2 separate regions of the Homo sapiens genome follow, and region 1 is linked to region 2. The links are chromatin loops, found by intact Hi-C in ENCODE. Cell type or tissue: IMR-90. All regions are shown on one strand. Links, peaks and the distances in the headings refer to the core of each region. The heading gives the core; the rest is flanking DNA.

Evidence for each region. Hi-C counts contacts between places; a loop is a spot of excess contacts. Peaks named below come from ENCODE experiments on the same cell type or tissue, not always from the same donor. Only the 100,000 strongest peaks of a DNase experiment are listed, where the experiment ranks them.
Region 1: a loop joins it to region 2, with 3 times the contacts of the local background. A loop is called at or near these places in 2 of 110 quality-filtered maps.

What each region holds. Positions count from the first base shown.
Region 1 is chr13:93,761,721-93,770,070 of GRCh38, forward strand. All of the region lies in intron 2 of GPC6 (glypican 6), which reads left to right. Among named protein-coding and RNA genes, the nearest start is that of GPC6-AS2, 93 kb to the right of the region's middle. In IMR-90, for the core only: no CTCF peak of the experiment used is centred there; no DNase peak of the experiment used is centred there; H3K27ac peaks cover 232 bases.
Region 2 is chr13:92,835,137-92,843,486 of GRCh38, forward strand. All of the region lies in intron 7 of GPC5 (glypican 5), which reads left to right. Among named protein-coding and RNA genes, the nearest start is that of GPC5-AS1, 120 kb to the left of the region's middle. In IMR-90, for the core only: no CTCF peak of the experiment used is centred there; DNase peaks (open chromatin) are centred at 3,875 and 7,145; H3K27ac peaks cover 174 bases.

The DNA.
Region 1 (8,350 bases), core at 93-8,092, 930 kb after region 2:
GCTGCTATTTTTTATTTTTAATGAAAAATTATTAATTAGATATATTTATGGGGTACAGTGTAATTTTCAATATATGTATGTACTGTAGAATAATCAAATAAGCATAATTAACACATTAGTCATCTGAAATACTATCATTTTTTTGTGATGAGAACATTTAAAATCCACTCTTTTAGCTTTTTGGAAATATACATTATTATTAACCATAGTTGCCATCTGTCCAATAGAACACCAGAAGTCATTCCTCCCATCTAACTAAAACTTCGTACATTTTCACCAGTGTCTTTCCTTTCTCCATTGACTCTCCTTTTCCCCTTCCTCCCGTCAGCCTCTGGTAATCACTGTTCTACTCTCAATCTCTGAAAGTTTGATTTTTTACACCCCACACATAAGTGAGATTCTGTGATATTTGTCTTTCTGTCCCTGGCTTATTTCACTTAATGTAAGGTTCATCCATGTTGTCACAAATGACAGAATTTCCTTTAAAAACAGAATGCTATTATCATGGTGGCCAAACAATAAGAAAATTAATATTCTTCCTCTTTGTCTTTAGAAATTAGAAACAGTCTAATGCAGTTCTGAAATCCTACAGCCTCCAAAACCAGGAAATTTCGTTGATAGTGTATTTCCTGATGTCTGCTATTGGAAGCATAATGATCATTCTCTCAGGAATCCCTCGGTCAGAGTTGCAACTGATTATATGAATCAATAAATGCTTCTTGACCTGTGGTCAGTGTAAAAGCAAGGTTCTAGGGATATAAGGTTGTCTGCCCAGAATGGAGCTGTAAGCATGGATACAGAAGATCCTGGAACAACAGGCAGGTGAAGGAGAAAGAAGCTACTGAGAGTTACAAAGCATGCAGTAGAGTGGGATTTATGGACTGGCAGGGAACTTTAAAATAAAAGGTTATGCTTGACTTGGCTGTCACCTTTAAGGAAAGAAAATTAGGTTTTTCAAAAAATATTATGCAAATTAAAAAATGACCTAACCAGCCTTTATGGATAAATCTATACTATTGTTCTAAGTCAGGTTCTGATGTGCTGGTATACAGATAAAATACAGATCAATTTACTCGTTGAATGATTGGCGACCATACTAATTGGGATTCATAACTGTCACCCACCATTTATGCTATTTGAGAGCAATTCTGCACGTAGGTAATTATAGTAGATTGCCCCTGTGCCAAGAAGACATTGCATAAATCCTTCAGCTGAGATACGACTGACAAGCTGTGAGTAATAGAGTGCACCTTGGAAAAGATTTATATTTGAGGCCCAGTTAGCTGGAGTGCTTTATACTTTTCATTTCTCAATAACTTGACTGGAACTAAGACAGTCAGTTATTTCCCAAATTCTCCGTTTTCATGATAGGATAATCAATAAAGAGCAACTATTAATTCAGTGTCGCTCTGATATACTAGACTAGACAGTTTTACTATGTTATTGATTACTTCTGTAATTTACCACTGGGGGTAGACACTCTGAAGGTCATTAGACATAGGTTGCTTCTTAGTGATGCAAGTTCACTTGTGGTAAGCAGAGGTTTTGTTGCCATGATCAGCTGGACTCTTTGATTCCCTATGATGCATGGAGCAAAGAATAGCACAATTTCATCAATCATACATCACATTGCATAGCCTACAATCAAAGGGCAAGGTGGTGAGGTGGCTCTTTCTGTGCAGATGGAGTTCTCAGAATGAAGCCCCAGAAGGGCTACTTGCCCCTATCCTCTCATATCATAGGACTTTGGGTAGCCCCCAGCTGTTTCCCTGCACCTACTCTCTCGGAGAGGTTTTCCATTACCATCAGGCATCATTCAAGGAGTTCTCAAGAAATAAAGTAATCTATGTGATACAAGTTTCAAATATAGTCCTCAAAGACATCCTGGACAACTGTTCTTTCCAAACTCCCATGATTTATCATAGGATATTTCAGCCAAGACATCTTCTGATTTCTAAAAAGAAATATCTGTCAGCAGAATTTGTGCACTTTGTAAATTATCTGCTTTCCCCCAATAACATGTTGCTGTGTTAGCATTAACTTGCTGACCCTACGCTTTCTCCCCAAGATTTGAGATGTTGGAATAATTAGCAAACCCTTCATCTTTATTTTTTTTTTTTATCTAGGCCATGCTTCACCCTGCAAGACTCTCTCCTTTATCCCATTCCATAAATATCTACCACACATATTCTATGTGGCTTTCCTTGCATAGAATGTCAGGAAACACTGTCTATACCCTTGTTTTAATAAGTTGTTGTCCTTTCAAACCTTTGCACTTATATCACAGATCGGATCTACTGATTCCTTTTGAATTCCTCAATAGGTACCTCCCTGCCAATCACCTAAGCACCTAAAGCCCAACTATCCCACTTTCTTAGAGATACTCCTCTTAATTTAGATACCTAGTCCTAAGCTTCTAAGCCTCTAATATATAGTAGACCTTTTGCTATATGTTAGACCCTTTGCTATGTATTTTGTAAGATTGGAGGGGTCTGATTTGTTGAGGAGAGGGGAATAAACAAATCAGACTCCTCCAATCCTACAAAATGCTACCTTTCATTATATGCAACAATAGCATTTTTAGGAAGTGATGTGTTTGTAATATTTTGTTATATTTGACCTTGCCATTTTTAACATGCCTTTATAAAAATAATTTCTTATGTGGATTGGTTTTTCAAATGGACCTTGATAACTCCAAACATTTTATTTTAAACTTTAGTATAGTGTTTGGTTCATATCTACTAGGAATAAATTAATTAGTGCCACAGATGGACCACCAAAATTTGAGACTTTTTGGGATATTTTTTGTACCTTTTTTTTAAAGAATATGAAAGTTATTTATGAGAAAAAAATAAAGATGTAAACACACACACACACACACACACACACACCACACACACTCACAAAGGCCACCTATAACCATATTAATGACATATCTATGTTAACAAAACCATTGTGTGAGGTTAGAGGCAGAAGGGGTGCATGGTCAAAGCCACAGTTAAAAGAGCAACAGAAGGAGAAAATATAGTCCTGGAAGACTAGAATTAAGTCATTCAGAAAAAACTAATACAATGTTTTTATTTATTTATTTATTTTTTAGACAGAGTCTTGCTCTCTTGCCCAGGCTGGAGTGTAGTGGCGTGATCTCAGCTCACTACAAGCTCCGCCTCCTGGGTTCAAGTGATTCTGCTGCCTCAGCCTCCCGAGTAGCTGGGACTACAGGCGCGTGCCACCACGTCCAGCTAATTTTTTGTATTTTTAGTAGAGACAGGGTTTCACCACGTTAACCAGGATGGTCTCAATCTCCTGACCTCGCGATCCACCCTCCTCAGCCTCCCAAAGTGCTGGGATTACAGGCGTGAGCCACCGGGCATGCCCACAAGATTTTTTAAACAATTCATAAGCATATGTTTTTATAGGTCCATTTAGATATACCTAGATTCTCTATGTAATTGAAATAAACACATTTTTATAGACCATAGACCATTATCTTTTTATGAAAAAAGATAAATTGTCTGGAAAGACAACTTTCCAGATAAGCTGTCTGGAAAGACAACTTTCCAGATAAGCTGTCTGGAAAGACAACTTATTTGGTTTAAGTATTAGAAATCTTTGTACTTATAAATATATGCAACCAGATGTTACAGTTGATAAAGATGCATGAAAAATGGCCAAACATAATATTTAAGGATTTTACTAAGGAAGGTTTAAGGGATATAAATTTCATTTCTCTTCCATTAATATATACTATTTATATTATAAACTTTTTTAAAAAAAATGAGATGAGTTTAACTTACATTTTCACTTCTGTGCCTTCTAGAAAATAGAATCATATGGAGAAGTCAAAACTTTGTCACAGAATTAATGTATGCCCCAGGTTACCTGCATTATTCATAGTAAGGTTAATCTTTGGGATAATTATTGTCCCACTTAACAAACATTCACAGTGGTAAATTACATAGCACCCTAAAGCTACAGAAATACAGGACAATTAATGAAATGCAAAGGTATCTGATCTGATTCTAGTGCTGACCTCTTAAAAGTAAAATCATTGCTATTATTCCTGTTAAGAGAATTTTCACTTCATGGAATGGGCCTGTGCCTCCAAGAATAACATGGAGCTGTTCTCAAGTTGTTTCACTTTTTTTGAAAGTTAACCTTTTGATATCATGGATAAAAGTTAACATTTGTAAAACTCAAGCTGTTAGCCCAAATGCAACCTTGCCTCCTATGTTAGTACATTACGTCAATGACAAATGAGCCATAAGTTTCAACTTTACAGTAGTAGTAGATACCTTGACCTTTGAGACCTCACTCAAGTCATACCATGGGTGTTCTGATATTTTGGTGGTGTTTGCAGTCATGTGCAAAGAAAAGGCTATGTTTTAAGTTGTATAGGTCTTAATCAGTACAGATTTCTGTTCCTATTCAAATATAAACTTTATAAAAATTTTCAGAAGTTATTCAGCAAAAGAATTAAGAATTCAAATGATGCCGTTTTTAATGAAATTATAAAATTGAAGGAGATCTGCAGATGTCTCCTGAATCCTTGGAAATACGACCAAGTCATAGTGCAGTCATTAATGGATTTTGCATGGGTAAGTTTCAAGTCTGAAACTTTTCCTTTGTTAAGAAGTCCAGTTAATCAATTGCATTAAATTAAAAGATGAATGAGCTCTAGAGATCTGCTGAATAGCATTGTGCCCATCGTTAACAATACTATATTGTGCATTTAAAATTTTGTTAGGAGGGTAGATAATATGTTAAGTGTTCTTACTATAATTTTATAAAAGGTAAATAAATAAATGAAAATAATATACTGCCAATGGAATTTGAAATAAAAATTTAAAAAGAGTATTGATAGATTTTATATTATGTCCAAGGAAAACTATTTTAAGTGGACTTAAATTTGGGAAAGGAAAGGAAGAATGATACAAAGACATACTGTAAGTATTTTTATCATTATTTATCATTAAATATATTAAGATATTCTCCATAAGCATTATTACCAAAAAAATTCTCTTTTTGGGCATCTTGTTGAAACAGTCCCGTAAAATAGTATTTCATGTGACTGGCTTCATTCTCATGAAACTAAACCACATATATTTAACTATCTCCTTAAGCTTAGCTTAAAACCAAATATATATAATTGTTACTGGTGGCCAAAGAAATCAGTTCATTTTGGGTCACTCATTTTAGCTGAGTGGACATTCCTAATGGATTAAAAAACAAAACACAGTGCTTTAAAATGCACTTAATTTTTTTTTTTCCCCCGCGGTGGTGGTGACTCTGGGCTTCTTCTGCAGTGCTTTAAGCTAAGCTCCCCAGAACTAGTGTTGATATTGTTTCTTTAACATTAATCTTCAGTGACATAATTATTTCTTTTTAAATAATCAGTATGCTAAGCATTATAGGACTGGGAAGCTACTGACTGAAAAGAGATGTGCCGTAATGAAGGTACTCCTTTTTTTAGATAATTTCGGCTGCTTATCAGAACAGAAGCAGCTGTATTTTGGACTTACTTAGAGTTGCTATTTAATGCACCATGAAAAAGCAACAAGTGCTCCACCAGAAAAATCATGTTTTGTTGAAAGAAGTAAAGCAAAATGAGTTTCAGCTCTATACCACGGAAACTCACAAAAGTAGGGGAAAGATCAACTTGAGAGTATATTTTTCGGTGTTCGAAGTCAGTTAAAAAAGCAAATTTGTACTTTGAACTTAGTGTCTATTGCCTCAGAGTAAAAATATTTTTAGAATCCTTATCAGTCAGAAAATTCTCTTCTTCAAACAAAATGAACTGGAATGTAGAGCTAAAATAACCCCATTTTAGTTTGTGGAATGGCTGTTGAGCCTTTATTTTTACAAGCAAATGGCAAACGCTTGCTCCAATGTATAGCTGATGCAAATTAAGCACATACTCTGTTTCATAAATGAAGGGGGAATTATTGGAAACACTCTTGCACTGATCAGTAAAAACCGATTACCATCAAAGAAGGGCCTGATTACTAACCACCATCTTAGTGTTTAGCTGTACCGTCTGGCCGGCTCAGAGGGGAAAATTTGCTGAGCTTAAAAAATGTTTATTCTGACTTTCAACTCATGCATGTATAGAACACAGATGAGGAAACATCTGATGTCCTTTGGATTCTTGTTGTTAAACAAACGTTAACTCATCTTCAAGCAAAAATTTAGTCGTTTTTCTTTTTTCCCCCTCACTGATTTGGTTTCTTAAGCTATTGAGTTACAAGCACTATGGAAATAAGCACTAAAAAAAAACCTAAGGGTGATTAGAGCCCTTAAAAATATCTGAAGGATAATGCTGACCTCATGTTTTTTCACATACACTTTGATCTAGGTGGAATTTTATTATTGTAATTTAACTCATGTGGCGTGGAGGCCACATTCAAGGCACAGACCTGAGTGCTTACTGGAGACAGATGAACTCAGGACTTGCCTGTGCCTGGCTGCAGCACTTTTGCTCTAACTCATGCCTTGTCTATGGATGGCACTGCTTTTCCCACCGTTTAGTGTTGGTTAATTATTGCCAACCTGTAGAGCAAATGACTCTGCTTAACAGTCATTTTCCCTGAAAACCCTTCCTTGATTATTCAAGATTAAGTCCTTAGTGTCACAAGTTTACCCATTCCATAGCACGTACAGTTGTCATCATGATTTCTTATTCGATTACCAATCTTACCTCCCCAAGCCTGTAAACATAATTCAGTGACTGCATTTTTATTCACCACTGTATTCCAGGTCCTAAAACTAACCCTGACACATACCGGCCACTCGGTAAATATGGGTTGAATGAATGAATGAACAAATGGACAGAGAAATGAATGAGACACCTTCTCTGTCCTCATTTCAGTTTAAATTTAGGAACAAGGCATGAGTAAAAGTGTGAGGAGACAAAGCAGAGGAAGGCAAGTGCTGAAAGTTATGATCGCGTGCAGTGATGGCCATTAAGATGATCTTCGTACAGGAATTCATACAGGAATTTTTTTAAAGATAAATGCTGGCTTATGCAGGCTCTGAAGACTTATTTTTTATATCCATTCTTAATTAAACTAATGTTGAAAATAGTACACATTTATGGTAAAAAGCCTTCAGTCCTCTTTGGGGGTCATTTATTTGCTTGCTCTCTGGGAAGCTTCTTTCATAAAAGGATGCCCTTTTACTAGATCCCAACTGGGAGCTTTATGGGATTATTTTTTTCCTACTTAACAAAAGTGGGATTTAAACTCTAATTTCCAAAAACATAGTGGCTAGCTAAAATTGGTATTGATTTAATGTTCTGGGTCAATTTTAAGTGATAAATTAACATTAGCAAAAAAAGAAGTTTCTAAATTCTGTAAATCACATGGGATTTTTCATCGGCTCATTCCCTTACAATCTTTTTCTCAGGGATAAGGTTTTCTAAGTCAATATTTTCCCAAATGCATGCCCTTTTGTCTTCCATTAAATATGGTAGTCTTTGTTTCTTCAATGGCCATGTGAGAACAGAAGGAAAATTTCTTCTCAGAGAAGACAGAGCAAAGTAATATTCTTGCCAAAAGTTATCACAGTTTAATAGCAAGAAGGAATGTACACGTCTCTAAACAAAATGTGCAATGCTTTCTGATGCTGACACCATTTATTTAGTCTTATTAAATAGCTGGTAAAATGATCCAAGTTTCAGAGAAACACAAGCTGTGAGTGGCTGCTGCACGTGACAAAAAAAAAAAAAAAGACAGCCCCAAAAAGCAGCAGGGAGAAGATGTGCGCAGAGTCTGGGAGGATCACCTTTCTCCACAGCTTTCCCTTCCAAACCTCCAAACCCAGGCACTGCTTTCCTCTTGCACTCCTCTTCTCCTGATATCCATTCATTCACCTTATTTCTACACTCTTACCCCTTCCATATTTTTAATTAACTTTTCTCTTTGTGCTTGCACACTTGCTTTGCTTTGCTTTCAATCTATAGTTATTTTATGGGTGGCTTGGCACCTCAACCAGATGGGAATTAAGTGGAAGGCAGAAGTTGGCTTGCACACACAACCTCTAAATAAATGCAGGCCTGGGAAGGATGATTCATGCTTTACCTGTATTCTTTCAGCTGCAGTCAGTGTTTTTCCAATCTTGGTAGGCACCAGCATCACCTGGAAAATTGTTAAAGCAAAACATGCTTTGACTTGACTCCAGACATACTGGGGCTTAAATCTCTGTATTTATTTGCCAAGTAGTTCAAAATTTAGTAGTTGGGGGAATGGGATCACCAACCATTATGGTTTGCCAAGGAACGAAGGATTTCCTGAGCTGTGTGCTAAAGCCTGAATACTTCTGAGTAAATTGAGACATTTAGTTACCCTATTTA
Region 2 (8,350 bases), core at 159-8,158:
AAATTATACCCTCCCACATGAATAATTTTTTCAAAGCCTAGGTTCTTATTTTAATATTGTTTTCCTAAACACACTTGCATTAATATGATTTTATATAAATTCATAAATATGATTGTATAAAGTGTAATTATTATTATATTCTAATTTTGCTGTTTCTTTCTGACTTCGATACCGCATCTTTTATTTTACTACTTACCTTCCTTCACTCAGGTAAAATTCTCCAAATTTCTTCTATCCTTAAATAATAATACACAAGCATCAACAGAGATCAGCTTTGTTTTGTAAAAATGGAAACATGTTTTTCTGTATCTTGATTTTCTCAGTCAATAGCAACTTAAGGAAAGCTCTCCAAATTAACCTGGTTGGCTCCTATTCATTACTTTTAATGACTGCGTAATATTTCATACTATTATTGTATCATAATTTAAGAATTTCACTACTGAAGGATATGAACTTTGTATTCTGTAGTGGTTTATGTTTTAATTTGTTGTCACTGTGTAACATATTGCAACAAACATGTTTGTAAAGAGATCCTTATTTCATAGTACTTCTATTTCTATGAAATATTTTCTAACTGATTCACATAACCTAGTTAACATATATTTTAAAATATATAGAATATTTAGTATCATGAGACTCTTAAAGCTCAAATGCTCAACATCTTCACCAGAAATAAGATCCATGACACCCCTCTTGCCTGTATCCCCATCAGCAATATGTGTATCTTGTGTATGTTACTGTAAATCTGATTGATATGAAATGCTATGGTAACTAATTTTCACTTCCCTAAATTACAGTGAGTCTGAACATTTTTGTCATATATAGTATTCTGTGATATCTGGATAGGTTCTCATTAATTTCCTCTTCATGTCTTGTCTCCACTGTTTATTGAATCACTTGACTTTTTTTTGTCAATTGCAGGGATGATTTTTATTTTGACATCTTTCCTCTGCAGTGAAATATTTTCCAAAATTACTTTTGTTTATCAACTTTAAGTATAATTTGCCATACAAAAGTTTTTAGTGTTTGTATTTTCATATAGAATATCTTTTTTATAGCTTATTTTTTCTAGTTTTATTCAATATTGTCCTCTTATCACTAGACTCTACATGTGTTCTTCAAAATTTTCTTGCAGGATTTTTATTGTTTACATTTTTACATAAAGTTGTATTCCATCTGGAATTTGTTTCTAAATATTATGCAAGATTAGGATCCAAATTTATTTTCTTCCAGATGGATAGTCAATTGTTCCAGAACCAGTCATTTAAAGATTCATCTTACTAACAACAACAAAAAAATCATCTTATTCTCACTAGCCTAAAATAGAATTTTATTAAGTTGTCAAAACACATGGGTATTTAATTCTGTACCACTTGTCTGTTTATGACATACAAATTTAGTTATACTGGTTATACAGTATGCTCAGATACCCAATAAGGCACTTCTCTAATCTGTTTTGGTTTTTTGTGTGCTTTCTCAACTATATTTATGCAGTTATTTCCCTAATGATATTTTTGCATACAATTATTAAAGAGATTTAAGAGTAATGTAAAAGACTATAATTTTTAATGATATATATGCCAACTTAATATTTATGGACATTATAGAACTGATCATTGTAGAGAGGCATATAAGACACCTGGATGCTCAAATGAAAGAAATAAAGTCTGTATGAGAAAATGGAAATTATAATGAAAACTACTGTTATTCCAAATCTCTTTTGGAAAGTAAGTCCCCAACATCTAGCAAGTAAATAATGGTTGTCCAGAAACAGAAAAGGCCTTAAAAGGAGAAGAGTAATAACTAAATATAATTAAATATAGAGAAATTTTTTTCTAAAAATATTAAAAGGATTCATGAAGTTCTAAGAAAACTGATGGGGAAAGAAATTCATATACCTAGGCACATTATGGAAGAGACCTGATATCTAAGGTAAAAAGAAAACCTTGCAAGCTTCCAGACTGAAGGATATAATTACTTACAGTTGTAAAATAATCAGACAGATAATAACTTCCTACTTGTTTCACTGGAAGTTAGAATACACCAGAATAGCATCTGTAGATCCGAGAGAAAGGAAATACACTCCAAGATATACCAACCAAAATTACATATACAGAAGGATTCAGAGGAAGATCCTCCACTTCACTGTGGGATGGAGTACAGTATGTTTTCCACTGGAAACATACTAGAAATCAAATTAGCAAGCACCAATCATCTTTGAGACAGTGACACCAATCTGATGAGACAGTAACTGGAGAGGCGACAATTCAGACAGGGGAAGGTCTTAAAAAGATGAGTTGATTTATATAGCAGATTTAACTTGCCCTTTACTTGCACTAGTATTTGCCAGCTAGGGGTTCAAACAGCAGACTGAGACCCAGGATTGCACCCACGGAGATATGCCACTGTGGGGAAAGAAAATCCAGATGTCAAATTTTCTCTCGAGATATCTGTTGAATTCTGGGGCTGTGTAATGTAGAGTAAGGGTTAAAAATTTAAGCAGAAAGCCTGCGAAAAGCAACACATCCCTTTCAGTAGTCTCAAGAGACAAGTATCAGAGTATAAAACTACCGGTAGGAGGAACCCTGGATGGTCCGCCAAACTATTAACAGAAACTCTGGAAGGCTGGAATAAACCAGAGGTAAAGTGGACCTTAAGAAGGTCACAATCCTTAGGTCGGGCACAGTGGCTCATGCCTGTAATCCCAGCACTTTGGGAGGCCGAGGCGGGCGGATCACCTGAGGTCGGGAGTTTGAGACCAGCCTGACCAACATGAAGAAACCCCGTCTCTACTAAAAATACAAAAAAATTAGCCAGGCGTGGTGGCGCATGCCTGTAATCCCAACTACTCAGGAGGCTAAGGCAGGACAACTGCTGGAACCTGGAAGCCAAGATCGTGCCATTGCACTCCAGCCTGGGCAACAAGAGCAAAACTTCGTCTCAAAAAATAAAAAAAAAAAAATTAAAAAGTCACAACTCTGCTTTTATTCAGCCTCATTCATGCATGATTGCTTTAAGGTGGTTAGCTACCACCCTACTTTTAGCCCACTGAAAGTAAACCTACTCGGCCAGGCACGGTGGCTCACGCCTGTAATCTCAGCACTTTGGGAGGCCGCGGAGGGCGGATCACGAGGTCAGGAGATCGAAACCATCCTGGCTAACACCGTGAAACCCCGTCTCTACTAAAAATACAAAAAATTAGCTGGGCGTGGTGGTGGGCACTTGTAGTCCCAGCTACTCAGGAGGCTGAGGCAGGAGAATGACGTGAACCGGTAGTCGGAGCGTGCAGTGAGTCGAGATCACGCCACTGCACTCCAGCCTGGGCTACAGAGTGAGACTCCGCGCCCCCCCCAAAAAAAAAAAGAAAAAAAAGAAAGTAAACCTACTCTATAGAAAATAATATTATATCGTGCCTCTATAATTGTTATACACAATTCAAGCAAAACTTACGAAATACATGAAAAGATTGGAACAGATGACCAAAATCCAAGATCTAAATGGACCCACAGATGATCTTTACAACAAGTTGTCTGACAAATAACTTTAAAATAACTATGATTAATATGCCCAAGGACATAAAGAACCACTGTAGAAATATATAAAAAGATAGGGAATTTCACAGAGAAATTGAGCCTATTTTTAAAAATGCAAATCATAGAACTAAAAATAAAGTATCTACAAATAAGAATTCAGCGATTACATTACTCATAAATTTCCTATGAAAACAAGTCAAAAAATAACTCTACAGAATCAAGAGACCACAAGCTGCCATGAAGCTTATACTTTAAACTCAGCACAATACTCATACTTGGCAATTCTGTCACTATCACTTTCACAACTGCTGTTAGACATGAGTCAAAACTGTTCACCAGAACACAAAATATTTGCGGAGTAGGAGACTAATAGGAACTTAAACCACTTGGCAAGTGCCATTCAAATGAGTCAAGTATTTCAAAAACTTCAGCACTTGTTGCCTGAGCACTTACGATAATGTCTGCATTGTGCTACTAACTGACCAATTGTAAGAGAAATTAATATTACAATGTTCAATATTTTAAGTCTTATATATGTATTTATGTATCTGTTATATTTAAAGTGCATTCCTGAAATCAAAATCCTTCTAGTGAGTCAGAAATAAGTTATCCAATGTTTGACTGTATTTTCTCTTGTTTTAACTTTTATTTTCAGGAGCAAATGTACAGGTTTGTTACATAGGTAAACTTGTGTCATGGGGGTTTTGTTGTACAGATTATCTCATCACGCAGGTATTAAGCCTAGTATCCATTAGTTATTTTTCCTGATCTTCTCACTCCTTCCACCCTCCACCCTGCAACAGGCCCCAATGTGTGTTGTTCCCCTCTATGTGTTCATGTGTTCTCATCATTTAGCTCCCACTTATAAGTGAAAACATGTGGTATTTGATTTTCTGTTCCTGTGTTAGTTTGTTAAGTATATTGGCCTCCAGCTCCATCCATGTCCCTGAAAAGGACAGGATTATGTTATTTTTATGGCTGCATAGTACTCCATGGTGTATATGTACCACATTTGAAGATCAATGAATCCAGGGGCTGGTTTTTTGGAAAAAAAAATAATAAAATAGACTGCTAGCTAGACTAATGAAGAAAAGAGAGACTACTCAAATAAACGCAATCAGTAACAAGGGGGATATTACCAATGTATTCCTTTTTACCCATAACCTAAACCCTTCCACGTATCTTATCAGTAATTTTCCTCTACATATTTATTTCCTCTTCACGTTCGTGGGAACTCCACTCAAGTTCCCTTGGAATAGGACTCTCCAGACTACAAATCCCTCCACAAATTTATTATGTTCTTATTTACATAAGAATTGGTTGATTGTGGTAATATTGGCATGAAGATATAGCTTTTTTACTTATATATCCAAGAATGGAGCTTGCTTTTATTCTTCATATATACATACATATATATATATATATATATATATATATATATATATATATATATATGAGTACACACAGTATTTGTCTTTTTTGACCGACATATTTCACTTAGCATAATGTCCCCAAGGTTCATCCATGTTGTAGGAGGCGACAGGATTCCCTTCCTTTTTAAGGTTAAATAATATTCCATTGTATGTATATGTCACATTTGCTTTGTCCACTCATTTACTGATGAAAATATGAGTTGCTTCCTCTTTGGCTATTGTGAATAGTGCTGCTATGAACATGGTTGTGCAAATATCTCAAGACCCACTGTCTTTCCCTATTGAGTGACATTAGCATTCCGTTGAAAACCATGTACAGAAAGTTTCATTTCTCGACTCCCTAAATTTATTCCCTTGATTTGTCTATCTTTATACCAGGACTACACTGTTTAGATTACTGTAACTTTGTAATATATTTTAATATCAAGACATGTAAGCCCTTTAATTGTTTTCATTTTCAAAACTGTTTTGGCTACTTTGGAGTCCCTGAAGAATCCCTATGAGTTTTAGAATGAATTTTTCTATTTCTGTAAAAAAATGCCATCAGGATTTTGATAGGGATTGCATTAAGTTTATAGATTGCTTTGGGTAGTATGGATATTTTGACAATATTAAGTCTTCTAATTCATGAACATGGGCTACCTTTCCATTTATTTGTGTCTTCCTTAATTTCTTTCAGCTACATTTTGTAGTTTTCAGTGTACAAGTCTTTTGCCACCTTATTTAGGTTTATTCCTAAGTATTTTATTCTTTTTCATGGTATTATAAATGAAATTGTTTCCATCGTTTCTTTTCAGATTGTTCATTTTTGATGTACAGAAACACAACTGATTTTCCTAAGCTGATTTTGTCTGTCCTGTCACTTACTGAATTTTCTCATTAGGTGCAGTGGGATTTTTTGTGTGGTATCTTTAGGGCTTTCTACATATAAGGTCAAGTCATCAGTAAACAGAGCTAATTTTACTTCTTTCTTCCTTTCCAATTCATATGCCCTTTTACTCTGGCCCAATTCTCTGCCTCCTCAAATTGTTTTCATATAATCCAGGTTAGTTTGATCCATTTGGTTTGTGTGCTTCACAAATTATTTGGCTTTTGATATTTGCATCATCATTTGCGTTAACATTATTAACAGTCAGTCTTATTAAACAAGACCCCAGATTCATAAAACCTGTTTTTGCCAGTAGACCTAGTTTTAAATTCAGCAATTTAACGATAGAAGAAATAAAGAGAATCTTTTTCCATGAAGCAGCAGAAGTGATTTTTTAAATCTTTATTATGGAAATATCAAATATATAAAATGTATAGTATAGTGAATACTACTTCATTAGTATATTTTTAATACTAATCAGTAGTTGCAACAATGATCAAGTTCTGGCAAATCTTATGTCTATGCTTATCAATTTCTTTCCACTTCCAGATAATTCTGACTCCAAGATAGCATTTCATTTCATCCGCATATACTTTTAAATATATCATAAGAGGACATTAACTACAACAACATAATTATACTAAGATATTAAGTACTTCCTCCTTATTATAAAATACCTAGTATTTGTTCAAATTTCCTGGGTTGTCTCATAAAATTTTAGGTTAGTTGTTCAAATCAATGTCAATAAAGTTTATATATTGCAATTAGTTGTCATATTTCTTGAGTTTTATATAATCTGTAAGTGCCTCCTTTCTCTACTTTTTCCTTATGATTTATTTGTGTAAAACGTTGAGTCAATTGTTCCAGCAGTTTCTCATAGACTAGGTTTTACTGATTTCATCCCAGTGGTATTGCTTGACATGTTCCTCTCTCTCTTCCATCTCCCTTGAATTGGTAGCATGATTTAGAGATTTGATTAGGTATATGTTCAGGGTTTTTGTTTCTGATAGGTTATTAGCTTTCTCAAGATTACTTCACAAGTGGTCTTGGTCTTCCATTCAAAAGAAGTTTATGTCTGATTTTCTCTAGGAAGTAGCTTTTCTCTGCCTAGATTATTATTAATATACATAGCATTTTACAACACTGAAATTACTTTCACATACACAAATATATTTATCCTTACAATATCCCTCAATGTATGTGATAGGTCCAGTACTGGATTTTGCCCAACTTACAAACTAACAAATAAGCCTGTTATTACTGAGGGATGTTGGCAGAAACCAAGAGATTCCTGGGTCAGAGGCCAAGGAATGTATTACTCATGGCACAAGCAGCATGAACATCAGCATATTCCTGTTACTTGCCTTCTCGAGGTCCTTTGAGAGTGATGTGAAATAATAGTCCAGATGAATGCTACATATTAGTTGGGTTTGTGTCATGGCTGGGTAACCCACAGCCTGGGGACCACCAAGTTTACGGCAAGCAGTAAGCAAGTATGCACTTTTGCTAGGAGAGTTGTAACTATCTTATCTCTCAGGTTACTAGGCATACAAATAACATTTAAAAATGGCCCATGAACAACTGATCAGAGCCTTACAGTCATAGCACACCCCAGAAAGAAAAGTAAGATTACTATAGACCCAAAAAGAAATGTATCTCCCAACAATGGGTAGGATACATAATTGTTTTTTTTTTTTTTCATATTTCCAATGACAAGATTAAGGTTTACTGTGAATTAGGGTCACACAAAACAAGAGAGCCAGGACTAAAACAATTAGAAAAACAGAAATATATTCATCAGCAAAAACATCTGATGCCCTGAAATTAACGGAATATTTTCAAATTGCTGAGATAAAAACAATTGTCAAAATAAAAATGTTTATAATACTTAACAATCATTCAAAACTAAGGAAAAGTATGAATGATTTTACCATTTAGATGGTCACTGAAAACAATGACCTGGAAGGAAAAAAATTAAACCAAATGAAACGACATAGATCCACTGATTTATTAACTGCTTCAACAAGTATTTTTTGAGCAGTGACCATGTGCCAGACATTTTTCCTGCTTTGGAATTATAATTGTTCAAGAAGCAATAAAGACTGTTAAATTATTTTCAATAACTGAAGCAAAACCAAATCATGGAGTTATAAGGTGGATTGTTTTTCATAATATTATATACTTCTATGTCATAGTTAAAAACACAGCCTATATATTCCTCTTTTCAATCTCTTAACCACCCCAATTTGTATCAATCATGAACTTTACTTCTGCTTAACCAGTGTACTTCCTTTTATTAAACAGTAAATGCTAAACAATCCCTTAGAAACATAGACTAAATTTTTGAGTCTAATTCGCTGAGCATTTAGCAAATATTTATTAAATTGAATTCAATTGATTCTAGTTGAGTTGAATTAAGTTGATCCAAGTATCTCTGTGCCCAATGCCAGCAATAAGGTCAGTGAGAGCAAAAGAAACAACAAACACTTATAAACTACATGGTTGAATTTAAGACT